Linked DNA regions of Mus musculus: region 1 is linked to region 2. Evidence: chromatin loops called from intact Hi-C (ENCODE). Cell type or tissue: left cerebral cortex. All regions are shown on one strand. Links, peaks and the distances in the headings refer to the core of each region. The heading gives the core; the rest is flanking DNA.

Region 1 (6,796 bases), core at 1,013-6,012, 48 kb after region 2:
TTATAGCCATATCATAATGCATTCAGTCCAACATCAAAATTCCCATAGTCTATCAGAATCCCAAAGCTGTTTAAAAGTCCAAAGTTTAAAGTCTTTTCTGAGACTCTAGGCACTCTCTTAACTGGAAGCCCATATAAAATCAAATCAAAAGGTAGATCACATGCCTCCAACATTCAGTGGCACAGAATGTATATTATCATCCCGAAAGGGAGGGGAAGAAAGATGGAGAAGAAATACTCGACCAAAGCAAGACTGAAAACCAAAAGGGTAAACTTCAAACTCTGCACCTCCACGTCTGACATCAACACACTCTTCAGCTCTCTAACTCCTTTCAGGTTTGTTGATTGTAACACACTTCTTTCTCTTGGTCTGGTTCCACACCTTGTGATCAGGGATCCTTGGGAGGTATCCCAGGATTCTGGCATCTCCAACAGCTTGGCATTTCCAAAGCATTTAACCTTCACAGCTTCACATAATGGCCTCTCCAGGCCCCCATGCAGGAGCTCCCCTGCCACACACCCGGCCTAAGTAGCTTTCTTTAGCCATGGAGGGAGATTACGCAACCACTTTTCTTCTATCTAAAGCCAGAACTATGAGGCTGAAGCTGCCAAGTTCAGCTACTTGCTGAGATTAGAACTCGATCCATCCCCTCACTCAAATGCATTTTCGTCAGCTTTCTGATTTTGATGGTTTCCTTCCCTGATTAAGCTTTTCTTTAGCTCCTTCCCAAACATTGGAAACTTAGAAGCTGAAGGAAGTCTTGCCCAGAGGTCACCACTCCCTTTATTCCACTTAGCATCAGGATTCTCTTTAAACTTCCACTTCCTGCTGTTCTTTTTCTCCCCAAAGTGTACATTTTTGTATTTTGCCTTGCACAGTTTGCTCCTTTCCCTTATTGATCTGCTTAAGAGTGATTACTAATAACCACATGACAGAGTCAATACTAGGCTGCCTTGAAATCTTCTCTGCCAAAGCCATTAATCCAAAACTCTTTAATTTACCTCAGACTTTTTTTTTTTTTTTTTTTTTTTTTTTGGACAAGGGCGAAAAGCAGCCACATTCTTTGCCAGAATATTACAAGAATGGTCTCTAGGCCACATCTTAATATTCTTCCCCTCTGAAACTTCTTGAGCTAGGTTCCCAAAGTTCAAATCACCCTTAGCCTTGTTGTCCATACTCCTATTAGGATGGCCCACTAAACCCTGCTTAAAGAATATAGCTGCTTTTCTATTCCAAACTTTCCTCTTCCTCCAGCCAATGTCATGGTCAGGCCTGTCCCAAGAATACCGAAATCCTGCACATCAATTTCTCTTAGGATCCTATGGGGGCCATTGTTATTTAAACCACCACACAGTGGAAAGGGTTTAACTGGCTTACCGATTATAGTCCATCATCAAGAGAACCCAAGGCAGGAACTGAAGGCGGAAACTGAATCAAAGACCACGGGCAGCTCTGCGTACTGGTTTCCTCTCCATGGAGTACTCCTTCTGTTTTCTTTTACAACCTAGGCCCACATGTCCAAGGGCATTTCCCACAATGGGCTACTCCCTTACACATTATACTGGCTAGTTTTGTGTCAACTTGACAGGGCTGGAGTTATCACAGAGAAAGGAGCTTCAGTTGAGGAGTGTGCACACTTTGAAAGCATGAGATCTGAGTTCGATCCCCAGTGACCAAGAAGAATTAAAACAACCAAAAGGTTGAACAGGGAGGGTGATTGCTCAACTGAGCCTGCCACACAGGTTCAAGAACCTGAATTTGAATCCTCAATATCATGTTTAAGCCAAGTCATGTGTAACCTTGGCACTTAGAGAAAGAGACCAGCAGATCTCTGGATTTTGCTAGACAGCCAGCCTAACCAATTGGTGAGCTTTAGATTCAAGGAGAGCTCTTGACTCAAGAAATAAAGAAATTAAGAAATAAACTCAGAGAGCGAAGAAACCTGACATTAACTTTGGGCCTCCCCATTCCTATGCACAAGTACCCGCATGTACCCATACACAGATTCTCAAACTTGTATGTGCCCATGAAATTGTGTTATATATATATATATATATATATATATATATATATATATATATATATACATATATATATATATATATATATATGTATATATGTATGTGTGTGTGTGTGTGATAATATCAAGTTTTACATTAACAGGTAGAGCTAAAACAAACAAATATATTTGGAAAATTGAGTAATGGACAGGAAGGGTGGGAAAAAGAGGATGAAATATTGGATGGAACTGAGAGTAGATCAGGAAGAGGAGGCTGAAAGGACTTAGCACAGTGTTGTAAAAGGGTGGGGACTGAAAGGAAAGCCAGGCAGGTGGGCTTCAGAGAATATGGTCCCTGACTGGTTGCAAGCAAAAGATGCTTTTAAAACTGTGCTTTCTTAATTTCTCAACTTGATTTGCAATGTGTCAGCAACTCTAAAGGATTCACATGATGCTAAACTCATGACTTTGCCCATCCAATTGCTTGTCCCAATCTATACTGGAAAGAATATAAGGAGTGGTGTGTGTGTGTGTGTGTGTGTGTGTGTGTGTGTGTGTGTCTGTGTGTGTGTGTGTCTGTCTGTGTGTGTATGTGTGTGTGTGTGTCTGTGTGTGTGTCTGTCTGTGTGTGCATGTGTGTGTGTATGTATGTGTATGTGTGTGTGTATGTGTGTGTGAGTGTGTGTGTATGTGTGTGTGTGTATGTGTGTGTGAGTGTGTGTGTGTGAGTGTGTGTGTGTATGTATATGTGTGTATGTGTGTGTGAGTGTGTGTAGCGTGTGTGTGAGTGTGTGTGTGTGTGTAGGTGCACATGTGATGCAGATATACATGTGCATATGATCCTCTCCGTGTGGATGTAGAGACTGATAGACAACTCTAGTGCCAAAAGGAATTCTGTTCACCCCCTAAGGGACACAGTCTCACTGACCTGGAGTTCACCAATTACACTGGACTAGCTCTTCAGAGGCCGTCCTGTCTCTGCCTCCCTAGCACTGGGGTTACAGATGTGCCATGGCCCACATTTTCACATGGCTTGAGAGGACTGAACACAGGTCTTAGCATTTTCAAGACTAAGTCATACTCTAGCCTGGGGACAAGGTGCCAAGATGGCAGTGGGCAGATAAGATGTTCTTGAGAGAAAGAGCCCAGAGTGCGTGGATCTCAGCCGAGTGACTCAGCAGCCCTGGTTAGCAGTTGTTACTCACCAGGAAATTGCACGTGTCTGGAAATTTGGTGACATCTGCCGTTTCGGTCTTAATCAGGCTGGCTTTAGCATTTACTTTCCTGGCACAAAACTGTTTCTTGATATTTTAAAAAGCTATTTAAAAAACAAAAACAAAAACAAAAACGAAAAGGAAATACCACTGTGAAGCCTTTACCCTGGATCACACTATAGCCACATTTTTAAAATCTCACAACTTGGACATTTCCTTTGTAGTTTGGTATATAGCCACACTAAAAAAAAAGAAAAGAAAAAAAGAAAAGACTGGGTCAAGTAAAAAATAAAACTAACAAAGCAAAGGAAGACTGGGACAGAAGCCAAGAAAACAAGGAGGTGAGCTGTAGCCAGGTAGATGTTTCCCTCTCTCTCCTCCATGCCCAGCCCTTCTGCGTACCAGGGCTCACACAGGCAGTCCAGTTCTTTGGGCCGCTCTAGTTTTGTCATTAACAATAGGGAGACGTGAACCAGGAAGTACTTGGTGGCTGCTTGGCTTGTCCTAGTCATTCTGAGACAGCCATGCTCTGCCTGTCATCATAAGCCCTCTTGTACAGCTAGCCCTTACTCCTTATGCATGGATCTCATACCAGGACCAATCAGATCAGTAAACTCCTTTCCTTTGAGTTCAAGTCTCCAGCCCCAACACAACTCTACCTAACTGCCAGGACTGGAGCACCACTCCAGCTAGCTTTGATTGTCAACTTGGCACAGACTGGAGTCATCTGCCTAGATCAGATTGGCCTGGAAGGGACAGAACTGTCTTGATAACTGGTGCAGGAGAACCAGTTCCTGTGGGCACCACCATTCCCTAGGCAGGTGGTCCTGGGTTCTTTATGGAACTGGCTGAGTAGGAGCTGAAAGACTGAGCCAGAAACAGACTTCCTCTGTGGTCTCTCCTTCAAGCTCCTGTTTGAGGTCCTGGCCTGATGTCTCTCAATGACGACTTGTAATCCAGAATAAAAAAAAATTCACCCTCCAAATTTCTTTTGTTCTGAGTGTTTTATCACAGCAAGAGAAAGGAATACAGAATAGACACCATTGCAGCTCTCAAATAAATATGTCTACCTTCTCCCTCCTTCCTCTCTTAGATGACCTGTGACATGGCGCAATGGTTCAAAGCTGTGATCCAAGTATCCCCAGGGCTCCTACGACCCTCCCAGGGGCCCTGCTACTCTGAGCCATTCTCACATCAATGATGTTAAGACACTATTTTTTCTCACTTTAACATTCCTGCATATCTCATAGAATATTCCAGAAACTGTGTGAGATGAGCTATCACAACAGACTGAATATAGAAACAGACAGAAAAATAGATTAAACTAGACATTAGAGAGATTTGAATAAAATGTAAAAGGATGGTACTCTTTATTTTTATCTAAATCAGATTATTTTCATAAAACATTCATATTAACACTTAACAGGCTTATTGTTATCAGTAGTGACCCAATATAATATCTCAATTTAATTTCTAACATGTTAAGTATTAGTAGACTATATATTATAGTCTATGTATGTTATATGCATAATATATGTAATATATAATGTATAGTGTATATACTATATATAATATATTATATATAATGATTGTATATTATAATATACAGCTATTATATAGTCATATATATTCATTTATATATATGTATACACACACACACACACACACACATATATATATATATATATATATATATATATATATATATATATATATATATATGTTAGATATCTTTGGCATCATTAGCCATCTCTCTCACAAATATTTCATTGCATAGTTAAAACCCCTGATAGTTTTAGAAGGTATAACCATAAGGATTATATAAGAATTAATAGTTCATTCGCATCATGAAGTAGTCAGTGGTAGGATATGTCAGACTGTCCCAACTGTTTGCTTGAAATGGGATTTGAAGGAGACTGCCTGTGAAAACTAATGACAGGCATGTCCCTTGGTGTCGTCCTCCCACGGATTTTTTCCTTTGAAGTTGATTGGATAAAGCACTACAGTGTTTACAGGTGTCTCTTTACAGCAAGAGAACATCGACTAAGACAGAAGTTGGTGCCAGGAAGCAGGCTACTGCCATGACAGGCCTCATCATGCTTCTAATTGGTGGAATGTGGGCTTTGGATTAGAAAAGTTGTTTCTAATCCTCTCCCAGGACTTCATGGAACATACTAGTAAGACCATGGAAGACACTGGTGCTGAGAACAATGGAGGCTATGACAGCTCAGTTCAAGAGGTTTCCAGAGGAGAAGAATGAACGAATTGCTTAAAGACCACTCTTGTTATATTTTAGTAAAGACTGTGGTTTCTTTCTGCCCTTGTCCACAATAACTGCCTGAGGCTAAATTGAATTATTATTACTATTACTATTATTATTATTATTATTATTATTATTATTATTATTATTTATTATTGGCAGAGAAGATTTCAAGACAGCCTAGTATTGACTCTGTTGTGTGGTTATTGCATCCACTCTTATGTAGATCTATAAGGAAAAGGAGCGAGCTGAGCCAGGCCAAATACAAAACGTACAGTGTGACGGGAAAAGGAGCACCGGTAAATGAAATGGAGCTAAGTCCAGTGTTCAAGGAAATAAACGGTTTAAAGAAAGTCTGGATGCTAAGTGGATAAAAGGAAATGGTGAGCTCTGGGCAAGACTCCACCCAGCCAAGCTTCCAATTCATGGAAAGGAATTAAATAAAAGCTTAAGGGGCGAAGGAAACCATGAGAAACAGAAAGCTGATGAAAACATATTTGAATGAGGGGTCAAGCTCCAGTCCCAGCAAGCACTGAACTTGGCAGCTTCAGCCGCATGGTTCTGGCTACAGAGTCAAGGATACAAGGGGTTGTGGAATCTCCATCCACAGCTAAGAAAAGTCACTGAGGCCAGGCCTGTGTCCAGGGCATTGCTGCATGTAAGTCCATAGGGACCATTGTGTGAAGGCATGAAAGCATAGCATGGATTTCATTGGTGACTCTAAGATATTGGAGATGCCAGAGCTACAGAATACCTGCGGAGGAGATCTGCTAACAGGGTGTAGAAACAAGACAAGGCAGAAAAAATGTGTGGCAGTCAGTAAATCTGTAAGAAATAAGAAATGTTAAAAGCACATTAACAGTGGACATGGAGATGGACAATGAGGAGTTTGTCCTACTGGGTTTTTTTTGGTCTTGCTTTCTTCCAGTAATTCCTTGCCGTACAACTTTTCTCCCTTTTGGAATGGTGATGTATATGCTGCATCATTGTATATTAGAAATATGTGATCTGCACTTTTTTATATTTATTTTATAGGGGTTACAGTTAAGGGATTCTTTGAGTCTCAGAAGAGACTTTGAACTTGTAAACAATGTTGAGATTGTGATAAACTGCGGGGACTTTTGAAGCTAGACTGAATGTATTCTTTTTTCCATTATGATATGTTTACAAGCCTATGGGGCACAGGAAGTAAAATGTCATGGTTTGAATAAAAACTGTCTCCCACAGGATCATATATGTGAGTGTTTAGAGAGTTGCACTATTGTGGCCTTGTTGGAGGAAGTATGTCAATGAAGGTGGGCTTTGAGGTTTTCAAAAGCCCAA
Region 2 (6,796 bases), core at 952-5,951:
TTTCAGTGACATTAGTCTACATATAAGAGCAAAACTGGAGTGACCTAGATCAAGCTTCTAACCTATGCGCTGTGAAGGACATACCAATGGGTACCCTGTTCATTTAAGATTCTCAAGGAAAATAAATGAAACCTCTTGTAACAGTGGGTAATAGGAAAGGAATTCTGGCCTTTTGGCTCTTCGGTCGGCACCATGGCGGTCGGCAAGAACAAGCGCCTGACGAAAGGTGGCAAGAAGGGAGCTAAGAAGAAAGTGGTCGATCCATTTTCTAAGAAAGACTGGTACGATGTGAAAGCTCCAGCCATGTTCAATATTAGGAATATCGGGAAGACACTAGGAAGACGAGGACTCAAGGAACTAAAATTGCCTCTGATGGCCTCAAGGGTAGTGTGTTTGAAGTGAGCCTTGCCGATCTACAGAATGATGAAGTTGCATTTAGAAAATTCAAGCTAATCACTGAGGACGTTCAGGGCAAAAACTGTCTGACTAACTTCCATGGTATGGATCTTACCCGGGACAAAATGTGCTCCATGGTCAAGAAGTGGCAGACCATGATTGAAGCTCACATTGATGTCAAGACGACCGATGGGTATTTGCTCTGACTTTTCTGTGTTGGATTCGCTAAGAAACACAACAACCAGATAAGAAAGACATCCTATGCGCAGCACCAGCAAGTCCGCCAGATCCGGAAGAAGATGATGGAAATCATGACCCGAGTGGTGCAGACCAATGACTTGAAGGAAGTAGTTAATAAACTGATTCCAGACAGCATTGGGAAAGACATAGAAAAGGCTTGCCAGTCCATTTATCCTCTTCATGATGTCTTTGTTAGAAAAGTAAAAATGCTGAAGAAACCCAAGTTTGAATTGGGCAATCTCATGGAGCTGCATGGGGAAGGCGGCAGCTCTGGCAAAGCAGCTGGAGACGAGACGGGCGCTAAGGTTGAGCGAGCTGACGGATATGAACCGCCAGTCCAAGAATCAGATCAGTGTAAAATCCAGATTTTTAATAGTGACAAATAAAAAGTCCTATTTGTGGGAAAAAAAAAAGGAAAGGAATTCTGAACTATGCACCAAGGGGGGGGGGGGACGACTCATAAAAGAATTGGCAACAAACAGGAAAAATGCAAGGATCAAAGATTAATTCAAAATTAAACACTCCATGAATATGAGGTGTCTTGCTGTTGTTGATGGAGTTGTGTTTTGCAAACTAACAGCAGCTCTGGCTCTGAACATACATCAGGGGCACTCAACTTGTGTATGCCCTCACCGTGTAAAGTCAACAAACAATGTCTAAAACACCCCAAACACCCTCCCTCAAACTGAAGGCTAAGAGTTGCATTGGTGGTTTTTACAAGGAGTTTTCTATTCTTATAGAAACTAATATTTAATTATAAACAACAACAGCAACAAAGATTCCTAATAGTTTCCTACCTCCACTCCTCAGTATGTAAGAATCAAATTAGTGATTCTTTGAATTGGCTTAAGTTAGACAGACAAGCACTTCCTATCCATTATCATGCAAATTGTTTTTCTCTTTAATGAGTGGTAGGATTTTATGTAGGCCAAAGGATTGTGTTCAAATAAATTTCTTTATAATTTATTATCAGTAAATGTTTGATATCTATACCTACTTTTATAAACACAAGACCACATATAATTTTATCTGGGAAGGCTGGATAGGTGACTCAGAGGTAAGAGCACTGGTTGCTCTTGCAGAGGACCTGGCTTCAATTGACAGCACTCATATGGCAGGTTGCAACTGTTTGTAATTCAAGTTCCAGGGGATCCAACATCTTCTGGCCTCTGGGGTCAACACACACACACACCACACACAAACACACACACACACACACAGTGCATGGGCATACATGTAGGCAAAGCACCTATACACATAAAATGAATAATAAATTTGTCGGGGGTGGGAGAAATGGGTTGTAACTGGATAAAGCTTAAGATGCCCTAAAGTAGAGTACTATAATAGGAAAATCTCACAAGGAAAATGAACACAAGATATAAAAAGTGCAGTCCAACTCAATGGTTGCCAAAAGAGTGCCAAAGCTACATAGAAAAGTAAATAAGATACCAAGGGGAAACTCAAGGTCACAGCATTACTGCGATTCTATCAGAATGGAGACAGTCAACAAACAAGAGAGACCCCCTCTTGTTGGGAAGGAAGTTCTGGTTTTTGACAGTTAAGGGCAAGGAAGAGTAAAATATGCCTACGGTTTGGTTTTTCCAAGTGCTTGCAAGTTTTAGTAACTAACACTTTCAGTGGAGTTGAAGGTTATTTAGCACTTAGCATGAATTTAAAGGAAGGGGGAGAGTTGGGAGGTGGTGGAAGGGGTGGAAAGAATTCCCAGTACCTAGGACGGGGCCCGAGAACATGTTGGATTCCTTCAAGGCGCTTTATAAAGCACCACCTTGGATATCCATCATAGTCCCACCCCAAAGAGAAGGCATCAAAATTAAACCAAGCTACCTCCGAGAAATCATTGGAGGGAAAGGTCGATGAGGAGAAAGTGGCTCCCGTTCTCCCCCATTGATTCCCTATGCGCAGAATCAGACTTTACTGCTGGTTGGAAGTCACTTTGGCCACTTCTCTCTGAGCTGTTGTTCTCCTGCCAGAGCTGCTCCTGCTGGAATCCTGCTTGCCTCCCATCACAGCTGTGGATAAAGGCTTCCTCCTCTTCCTTCTTTCTTCCTTCCTCCCTCTTTCTCTTCTGCTTTTTCTTACTTTCCCTCCTCTATCGCTCCCTCCCTTTCTCTCCCTCTCCCTCTCCCCCTCCCCCCTCTCTCATTCTCTCCCCCTGCTGAGTGTGGATCTAACTAGATTCTTCAAGCTCCTGCCTTGCCTTCCCACAATGATTGCGACCTGGAATTGTAAGCTAGACGGAACCCTTTCTCCTCGAAGTTGCTCTTTGTTTGTTTGTTTGTTTGTTTATCACAGCAGCAGAACAAACCCTTTCTAGATCGGCTCAGCTCTAGTACCAAATTCTCAGAGATAAAGTGAAATCGGTTGGTTTTAGGACATGAGCACCTTCCCTGCGTGCTACCATATCCACAGTGTGTTATTGTTTCCCACATGGATAGTTCTATATCTCAGGATGGTATTATTGGCACCCATGTGTGTATCATATATCTCACGTGGGGGCGGTCAAGTGGCTACCTACACTTGCCTGACTCAGGGACAAGTGCCGGCCACATCTCCAGAAAGCATGAAAAAGAAGAAAAGTTAAACCCAGGAGAGACTGTATCCTGCCACGACCCCATCGCCTTGAGGTTCCTGGGAAGGAACGTCCGTGCCTGCCTTCTTTTGCTAGGCTGCAAAGCAACCTGCCACATGCAGGGCGGAAAAGCCGGCTTCAGAAACAGCCTAACCGTTGCGCAGGCGCAGCCCATAGCTTTCAGAAAGCCACTTCCTGCCTGGTTGCCTAGCAACGGGGGAAGCGTTGTTGACATCCACAGAAACTGCAACTCAGACTTGAGCCAGGAGCTGTCCCACAGGCGCGATGGTAAATCTGAGTTCTTGTCTAGAAGGGTAGAGGGGGAGACTCATGTGCACAGCTGTCCTGGGAGGGTCTCACCATTTACTGGATGACAGCTGGAAAGGGCGCTATTGAAAAAACGGGAGGTGTTGAGATGAATCTGGGAGCCAGAAAAGTTTGCAAAGAGCTATGACAGAGGTGGAGAAAGAAAGAAAGATCCCAAGCTGAGAAAGAAGGAGACCAGGAGAACAAAAAAATGGGAAGGGGGCTGGGAGATGAGTAAGAGACAAAGAGGGAAGAAATAAAAACTAGGAGGGGGGGCGAGGAATGGAGAGAGAACGCGGGGAGGAAGGTGGGATGCTACCCCAACCTCGCCTGCACAGAAAAGGAAGGAGAGAGAAGAGAGAAAAAAAAAGGAAAGGGAAAAAGAAAGGCAAAGGGGAAGAGAAGAGAAGGAAGGGGATGGGAGAGAAAGAAACGAAGGAAAAGGGTTGGAGAAAAGGGAAAGGGAGAGGAGGAGGAGGGAAGGAGAGTGAAGGGGAGAGGAGGAGAGGCACAGGAGTGGCCTGGGGACACAGGAGGTTGCAATAGGGGTCTGGGAGTCAGAAGAGAACCACCTTGGAGGAGAGGAAAGGTGAGGAGCAGAGAGCTGAGAGGAGCAGTGGAGGAAGGGAGGAGAGGTCCGTGACTTTGAGGAGCCCCTAAGGCGATCAGAACTGGGCTGGTTTGTGAGTATTCTGTGCCAGACATAAGGAGACCAAGAAATGCCAAGTGTCAGAGAGATACCCCAAGAAAAAAATGTCTACATTTACTGGGGTTTGCGTTTTCTTGGTTGGTCGGTTGGGTTGGTTTGTTTGTTGTTTGGTTTTGGTGTTTGGTTTGGTTTGGTTTTGGTTTTGTCCCAGGCTGTGTATGAGACAAAACAAGTCCCTGGCACTATCAGATTCTTGCTATTACTGTCACTGGCGATGTCTCCTTTTCCTTTCCAGAGGACACCTCAGGCTCAGAGCTTTCGTGTTACTGAAATGTAAACATATGCTCTCTTCCTTTGTTTTCACAGTCCTCTTTATTTGTGACAGCCCGTTTGTGACCTGGGGTGGCCTCTGCAGATGCATTTCTCCAAGCTTTGGGCCATGGTGTAGTTTAAAGAACATGCTAAATTAAATGTTACCAGTGTCCACCATGAGGAAAGCCACTAATCCAGCCTGACATTTCCTCAAAAGACACCTGCCCTGGTGGTGGGAAAAACGAGAAAAGTGCTTGCTCACCTCCACAATGGGTGCAGAAGGAAGCCTGTCTCTGACTGAAGTAACGTAGTGTTCACTTGTGAGATGTTGGGAAAGAAAACAATAGAATAGATTCTCATCACAAAACTGCCTGGCTAAGTGGAGCACGGTAATGCCTGCCTGGAGTCCCAGCACTCAGGAGGCTGAGGCAGGAGGACTGCTGCAAGTTCAAGACCAGGCTGAGCTATATACTGTGAAATCCTATCTCAAAAAAAAAAAAATCCAAAAAAAATGCATATGAGGCTGTGGAGAAAGCTCAGTGGTTAAAAGCATTAGGTTCTCTTGCAGAGGACCCAGGTTCAAGCCTCAGCAACCCCTGATATCTCACAGCTGTCTGTAACTTTATGTCTAAGTGATCTGACACCCTCTTCTGGCCTCCACTGGCCCTACGCATGCACATGGTGCTCAGACATACGTGCAGACAAGCATCCATCCCTATAAAATAATAAACTATATTTTTACAAGAAGTGTAAATAGTCGCAATGTGCTGTTGGGAATAAGACAGCACAGGGAACCGAGTGGTTTTAGTCTCAGCCAGCTCAAAAAGGTAAGCGTAAAACCCAGATGCGAGTCCCTAATGCAGACACCCATAGCCGAACATTCCGCTTCAACCAAGACACAGCCAGGGTGCTCCGGCATCCTGCAATACAATGCTTGCACAGAATTGCCCTTTGTAAGCTTGGTCACCAGAATGAACCCCCAATGGGGGAAACAGAAGTAACTAAGGAGTCTCAGAAAGGGCAGCTTATGGACACTCTCGGAGGATATAGTGATGATCTATAAATATTTAAAAGCCATGACATACGAAAGAAGTGTTTTGTAAGTATGGAAGTGGGAGCTGCTGAATGATGGCCCATGGTAGCTTTCTGGGCAATGTAAAAGCAAGCAAATAAATAAACACTACCCTTCTAGCAAATCAGAACACATAAGCTTTGAGGATCCCTTGTGAGGCTCTCTTGTCTTCATTGGGGCTGAAGCCTGGCAATCTACCTAGGTCACGTGCAAGATGGGGCTTCCTACACAGTCCCCATAAGAGACCTAACAGTTCCAAGCTTACCTTTTAAACTCCGAGCATATCGTCTCCATCTCTCAGTTAAAGAAATAGGGGACCAGGTATGTGCCTAGATAGTCGCTGTAGAGCAGATGTAACCATGGATACCCTTCCGGTTAATGGTAGCCCCGATCTCTTGCAGACAGAAGTGGAGGAAACCCTCAAGAGAATCCAGAGTCACAAAGGGGTCATCGGAACGATGGTGGTCAATGCAGAAGGTAACTCTTGCCCCAGGCTGACTGGGCTCTGCACACAGAGGCGGTCCGTTTATTGTGTCCAGAGTGAAGGCATTTACATCAGATTCTGGACTTAAAACCATGTTTTGTCTGTGTCAGCTTTAGCAGTTACTTACTCATCAGACATCTATTGCATACCTACCACACACCAATCATTTATCTAAGAGCCAGGCCACGCATTGTTTACGATACACACACACACACACACACACACACACACACACACACACACACAAACAAACACTACACTACACTGCATCTTCTTCAGAAACTCTGGTAATTTTTTTTTTGTTTTGTTTTGTTTTTTGTTTTTTCGAGACAGGGTTTCTCTGTATAGCTCTGGCTGTCCTGGAACTCACTTTGTAGACCAGGCTGGCCTCAAACTCAGAAATCTGCCTGCCTCTGCCTCCCAAGTGCTGGGATTAAAGGCATGCACCACCACGCCCAGCTGAAACTCTGGTAATTAACATCACTTTGGGAGGGCCAACAAAGCTCTCCTATTGAAGAGAAGGGGAAATTACATGATTGGTAGTTTGGTTTTGGCCTAAGGCTATAAAGGCCTTACAGAGCTTCAACCTTCATTTTAAATTAACAGTTTCCTTTATCATAGTTAGTGAAGAAGATTTTAAACCCTTTAAAATCTATTTTAGTAATGATTTTAATTTATTATTTGAAAAGTTCATAAGTGAATATAATGTTTCTTGGTCATCTCTCTTCCCTATCACCCCACCCCCCA

What was found. Hi-C counts contacts between places; a loop is a spot of excess contacts. Peaks named below come from ENCODE experiments on the same cell type or tissue, not always from the same donor. Only the 100,000 strongest peaks of a DNase experiment are listed, where the experiment ranks them.
Region 1: a loop joins it to region 2, with 2.1 times the contacts of the local background. A loop is called at or near these places in 3 of 42 quality-filtered maps.

Annotation. Positions count from the first base shown.
Region 1 is chr8:116,549,265-116,556,060 of GRCm38, forward strand. No RefSeq gene overlaps it. Among named protein-coding and RNA genes, the nearest start is that of Gm39258, 23 kb to the left of the region's middle. In left cerebral cortex, for the core only: no CTCF peak of the experiment used is centred there; a DNase peak (open chromatin) is centred at 3,172.
Region 2 is chr8:116,501,536-116,508,331 of GRCm38, forward strand. Dynlrb2 (dynein light chain roadblock-type 2) reads left to right here and starts at 3,480. Exons shown (of 4, transcript NM_029297.1): 1 at 3,480-3,514; 2 at 5,967-6,042. The coding sequence starts at 3,512. It also overlaps the pseudogene Gm9058. In left cerebral cortex, for the core only: a CTCF peak has its summit at 3,326; DNase peaks (open chromatin) are centred at 2,658 and 3,398; H3K4me3 peaks cover 777 bases; H3K27ac peaks cover 529 bases.